Linked DNA regions of Homo sapiens: region 2 is linked to region 1. Evidence: chromatin loops called from intact Hi-C (ENCODE). Cell type or tissue: PC-3. All regions are shown on one strand. Each heading gives the region's core, and the rest is flanking DNA. Links, peaks and the distances in the headings are about the cores only.

The links. Peaks named below come from ENCODE experiments on the same cell type or tissue, not always from the same donor. Only the 100,000 strongest peaks of a DNase experiment are listed, where the experiment ranks them.
Region 2: it touches region 1 in a loop (4-fold over the local background); 2 of 110 quality-filtered maps call a loop at or near these places.

The regions. Positions count from the first base shown.
Region 1 is chr14:40,371,700-40,374,633 of GRCh38, forward strand. All of the region lies in intron 2 of LOC105370462 (a long non-coding RNA gene), which reads left to right. Among named protein-coding and RNA genes, the nearest start is that of LINC02315, 580 kb to the right of the region's middle. In PC-3, for the core only: no CTCF peak of the experiment used is centred there; no DNase peak of the experiment used is centred there.
Region 2 is chr14:40,310,965-40,313,898 of GRCh38, forward strand. All of the region lies in intron 2 of LOC105370463 (a long non-coding RNA gene), which reads right to left. Among named protein-coding and RNA genes, the nearest start is that of LINC02315, 640 kb to the right of the region's middle. In PC-3, for the core only: no CTCF peak of the experiment used is centred there; a DNase peak (open chromatin) is centred at 1,547; H3K27ac peaks cover 475 bases.

The DNA of each region.
Region 1 (2,934 bases), core at 264-2,763:
TAGGATACCCCTGACCTCTAAATCACTTCCTCACAATACACTTGACTTGAGCACCCTATCTCCATGGAAATGACCAGAATAACTCTACTGGGAAACTATGACAAATGCCACATTTCCACCTACAACCTCCATCATTTTCTTTACTCTTACTTCAAGTTGACTTAATCAAGATTTTAAATTACGTAATTCTTACCTATTCTCTCTCATCAAACTACCCCCATTTTTACTTCTTTCTCTTTAAGCTTTATTCACATGGACATCAAAATTTATTTCTTTTGTTGCCTTTTCATTTTATTTCATCAGTTCTCTAAATCTAGCATTAGAAAGCAATACTACAATCCACAACATCTATTCATATTTTAGGTTGCACAACACAATGTAGACAATTATAGACTCACAGATGGACACCACTATATATTTACCATAAAACTAGATTAAAATCACCAGGAAATTCAAATTGTCTTGGGTATAAATACAGAAAGAAACCACAAATAAACAAAACACAATCAACCAAAAAAAAAAAAAAACAATAAAAAAGAAAGAAAGGGGGACTTCTCCACCCATGGAGCATATAGTTGAATATGGTCTATTTGACCAGGTGCCTCAATTCTAAGACTATACCTATACTTGTTCAATTTTAGCAGATAACTGCTTTTGATTTCATGGAGATAAAAAGTTTTGTATGGACTTGAAATTTCCCTCTCCAGCTTGCAATTTTATCTGTTGCCTTCAGAGTGTTCTGTTCTCTCAGGGACTTCAATCTATTCTTTGTTCCTTATTTTTGATATCCTCAAAAAATTGCCTTCACTTACTCCTCTTACATAACCTATAAACTCATACTTTTAAAGTTTGTTTTCCTCTTAGTTACTTCAGGGATATTTATTAGACACCAATCCTAAGCCATTCACCATTACAAAGACCAGGCCCAGTAATGTACAAAGCTGAACTTTCTACTACTATAGGACATATTCAAGTAAAAACACATACAAACACACAAACGTGCACACACTACACCAAGAAAATATGACAGTCTTGTCATTTACCATTTCTTCCTCTATCCACAGTTCTCTCTGACAGGTTGCCAGAAAGTCTGAAATTGCATTACTAAATTGTTAAGTAATAATTATTATTCATTTCTGTAAACATAGAAATAGCTTTGGGAAGACAGTAAAACACCAATAAATGTATCGGCTATTAACAGTTTAGTGTAATGCATTTTTATCAAAACTTTTAATTAATAATACAATTTTGGAGAAATTTGTGCAGGTTGTTTCATTAGAGATACATTCTGATGGTCATTCTTGACTGGGAGATCACCCAGCTGCAACAGCTTGCTCAGCCTGGGGCTGGTTAGTCTGCAAGTGCTACAAATAAGTATTAGAAATGGTGAGCAAGAGAGATATGGGAACCACAAGGATGTTGGTGATAGAATTCTTTTATTTTACAGATTTACCCAGAACAAGCTTTACCCTGAGTGGCTTTTATACTGTCTGTATCAGTATTATCTTCTGAGGCCCCAGATAATATTCAGATTTCGAGATCCAGCATTAGGCCTCTGGAACTAGAATCATTAAGTGGGAACTTGGAAATCTGTATTTTTAACCAGCTCCCCAGGGCTTCTTACGTACTCTGAGTTCTGAGAGCCAATGCATGATTAACATGATGAATTAAGAAAACATTTGGATTTAGTAACTGTTCATAAGAATTTTGTCTGCCACTCACATTCCTAATATTTATTTCACCATTTTTCAGGTAATTAGTTTCAGTTCTGTCACAGTGATCAACATTACCTAGTAATTTATATCATTGCTTGGATGTTTAAAAAATAAATTACATATGTGTGGTTACAGTTCATTTCACCAATCATAAATTTGTTTTGCCATATTATTACCAACTAGAATTTTGTTTAAATGGTAATGCCTACCTATCATTTATAATGGCAATAATTCTAATTTTAAAAGACTGAGTGATAATGTCATAATGAAAATTAAGCAATTGTATCACGAAATAATATCCCGAAAAAGGCAAATAATTCCTAATGGTTGTGTTCTCAAATTAAAAAAATTAGAATGCTTGTATTATTTAAGCTATGTTTAAAAATTCAGATTTTAGAAATTCACATAGAGCCATCAAAATTCATTTAAAAGCAAAGTAATAAAATTTTATTTTCTACTGATAGCTTGAGAAAAAATAACTAAATTCAATAAAAATATCTGCTATACAATCAGTTTCTATGTGAAAGTTTATAGACATAAAATAATGGGAAAGATGGTAGTTTTGAAAATTATACTGAAAAGCACACAAAGGAAGAAAGAAAAAAAATTACCAAATAGTTTTCAATGTTGGCCATTTTTAATGATTTGCTTAAAAGCATATAGCTTATGGGAGAATGTTTTCATAAACATTGAATAAGAAAATATTCTTTTTTATTATATAAAATTTTATTTTAAATTTAAAATTTTTCCAACTTTATTGAGTTTAATTGACAAAATTATATTTAAGGTGTATATGATTTCTGATATACATACATATTGTTTAAATGATTACCACAGTCAAGTTAGTTAACACATCCATCTCCTCACATACTTTTTTTATGAGACCACCAACTCTGTTTTTAGTAAAGTTCAATTGTACAATACAGTATTATTATTATTATTATCATTATTATTTTGAGACAGAGTCTCGTTCTGTCGCCCAAGCTGGAGTGCGGTGGCGCGATCTCGGCTCATTGCAAGCTCCGCCTCCCGGGTTCACGTCATTCTCCTGCCTCAGCCTCCCAAGTAGTTGGACAACACAGTATTGTTAACTATGGTCACCATGTGTAAATTTCATTTCAAGAACCTATTATCTTGTAACTGAAAGTTTATACCGTTTGACTAGTATCTCCCCATTTCTCTCACTCTCCAACCTCTGGAAACTGCCCTTCTACTGTGC
Region 2 (2,934 bases), core at 244-2,743, 61 kb before region 1:
CAATGGTGATAAACGTTATGAAAAAATATAACAGTGTAAGGTGATACAGAGTGACAAGTGGATACTACTTAAGTTGGAGTGATTGATTTCATCCTCTTAGATGATATTTCAATGAAGACTTGATTGCATTAAGGATATCTGGGAAAAAAACATTCTGGGAGAGGGAACAGCATGCACAGATTTTCAAGGAAGGGAGAATGCTTGGCACATTCGAGGAACAATAAGAAACCCAAGGGGAGGGGGATGGTAGGAGATGAAACCAAAGTGGTAGATAGGGGCCAGATAAGTTAGGGCTTTGTGAATGGTAGGCAGGGCTTGAATTTGACTACTGGCAATGAAGAAGATGGGATGCCACAAGAGATGTGTCATGATATGACCTGTAAAAATATCATTCTGGGTGATTTCTTTAGCAAAGACTGTGGAAGGGCAAGCAACGCTATAATTATAATTGTTATCACACTATTACTATTATTTTATGATTGACTTTTTTGCTTTCCTTATTGAGAAATATTATTCTTTGAAAAGTAAGTCACTCTTTCTGCTCTGAACCTATTAATTCAAAGGAAGAAAACATAAATTTTTAACCATACCAAAAGCTTTTTCTTTCAATAACCTCAGTTAATAGGAAGTGAAGAAGTCACTTTGCCTTAAATGAATTTTATTCCCAGAACCCTTGTTAAATGAAGTATTACTGAATATTGCTTTTGAAATAAAATTATGCTATAAACCTGGGGTGAGGGCAAAATTTTATTACCAACAGAACAAATGTTTTATAACAGTGGTTGCATGAGCATATGAAAACATTTGCAGACAAAAAACTCTATTTACTAAATCATGTAAAAGTCTTTAAACTGCTTTTCAGAAAGGCTATTTAGAAAAGACTTTATGCAGTATAAAAGCTATCTAGTTTTTTAATTTTATGATCGTCTAAAGTCAAAGATAAAAAATTAATTTTGGTTACACTTTTAGTTCTCTACTAGGTTAATAAGATGTCATGAACCCTTCATTCTATAAAACACTAGAAAATAAAACAATATTCTAAGTATTTACTAAAGAAGAGACAGAGACACATGTGACTACTTCTTGACAACTGTTACATAAATTTTAATGTAAAAACTGTAGGACTAACAAAAATCACACCAAAATTAAAATGGCTTTATTTGTATATTTTATTATAATATATAGTTACAGGATTTGTTTTGTTATTTAAAATGGTATGGGAACTAAAGCGGGAACATGCTGTATGAGTGAACAATTTTTTGTTTTTAATTTGAGATTTTTAACTGATAGCTATTCATGAAGATTATGGTAATAAAATATATGTTTCTTCTGACTCACCCATGAACTTTTGATAACATTTGTCCCCCCTTACCTGTTAGGGACCCATTCCAAGACCCTCAGTGGATTCCTGAAACCATGTATAGTACTGAAGCCAAAGCCTATATATACTATTTTTTTTAATCTGATAACCCAGGTGGCAAATAAGTGACTAACATGCAGGTGGCATATATGGCATGGATACTTTGGACAAAGGGACGACTCATATCCTGTGCAGGGGAAGCAGGCTGGCATGAGATTTCATCACATTACTAAGAACGGTGCACAATTAAAAAATTATAAGTTATTTACTTCTGCAACTTTTCATGTATGAATAATATTTCTGGACTGCCATTGACTGCCTGTTACTAAAACTACAGAAATGGAAATTTTAGATAAGGAAGTACTACTGTACTTATTGTAGGAGTGTGGTGCTGATAATAAAAGTTATGCTTTTGTAAAATGATTAAATAGAATTTGTTACAAGGCTAGGTGTATTTCACCAATACTTTCCAGGTGCTGGTTTTTAACTGGAGATGATATCAAATAAATGAACTGTTTTTATGCTTATAAGCATCTTCTGTTAAAATGCAAGTAATCCTATAACTTCTTATGAATGTGTTTAATCAGATTTCCTTATAACAATGTTTTCAGGAACTCTCTGAAGATGGTGATTTGCAGTTGGAAATAGGGAAGCAGGGAAGAAATAAATTGAAAGCTTGCTATAGTCTGAATGTTTGTATCTCTCCAAAATTAATATGTTGAGATCTAATCCCCAATACATTGGTATGAAGAGGTGGGGTCTTGGGGAAGTGACTGGGTAATGAGTGATCCACCCCCATGAATAAGATAAATGCCCTTATAACAGAGCACCCAGAGAGCTGCCTTGCTCTTCTGCCATGTAAGGTCACATAGACGGTGTCATTTATAAGAAACGGGCCCCCACCAGACACTGTGAATCTGCTAGTGCCTTGATCTTGGAATTCCCAGCTTCTAGAACTGTGAGCATAAATTATATAGTTTATAAATTATCAATTTTGTTACAGCAGTCGAAATGGATTAAGACAGGGTTGGTTTTTTTGTTTTGGGTGAAAATATTTGAAAACCTGTTTGTTACATGCAGATTCAAAGGATAGAAAAAATAAGTTGTCTTTTAAATGACTATTTGTGCTCTTGAGAGCAAATAAAAAATTATCAAAAACAGATATAGAAAATGTAAAAATCGTGATGCTCTGGCTTCCTCGGGGGGTTGGATTCCATCTCATTGACCTGGGAATTGGGTTGTTAAAGCATCTATATGAAACAGGAGAGGGATCTCAGGCCATGGGGGAGGTAAGTATTTGAGGGGCTGAAAATGACATTCCTTCTTAAAGCCACGAAAAGATTAAGTTCTACACGAATAAAGAAGTATATTCACCAGCCACCACCCCCACAAAAAAAAATTTTCATCTTCAGAAGATTTTGAATAGAGAATACTTATTTTCTATGAGGATTCTTACCCATAGCCTACATTTCAAATATGTTAAGATTGAGATTTTTCATTATATACATTGTCTTATATCACCAGAAGAATAATTCCAAAAATTATCAGCTATTATGTTAGTATTTATTTTTACT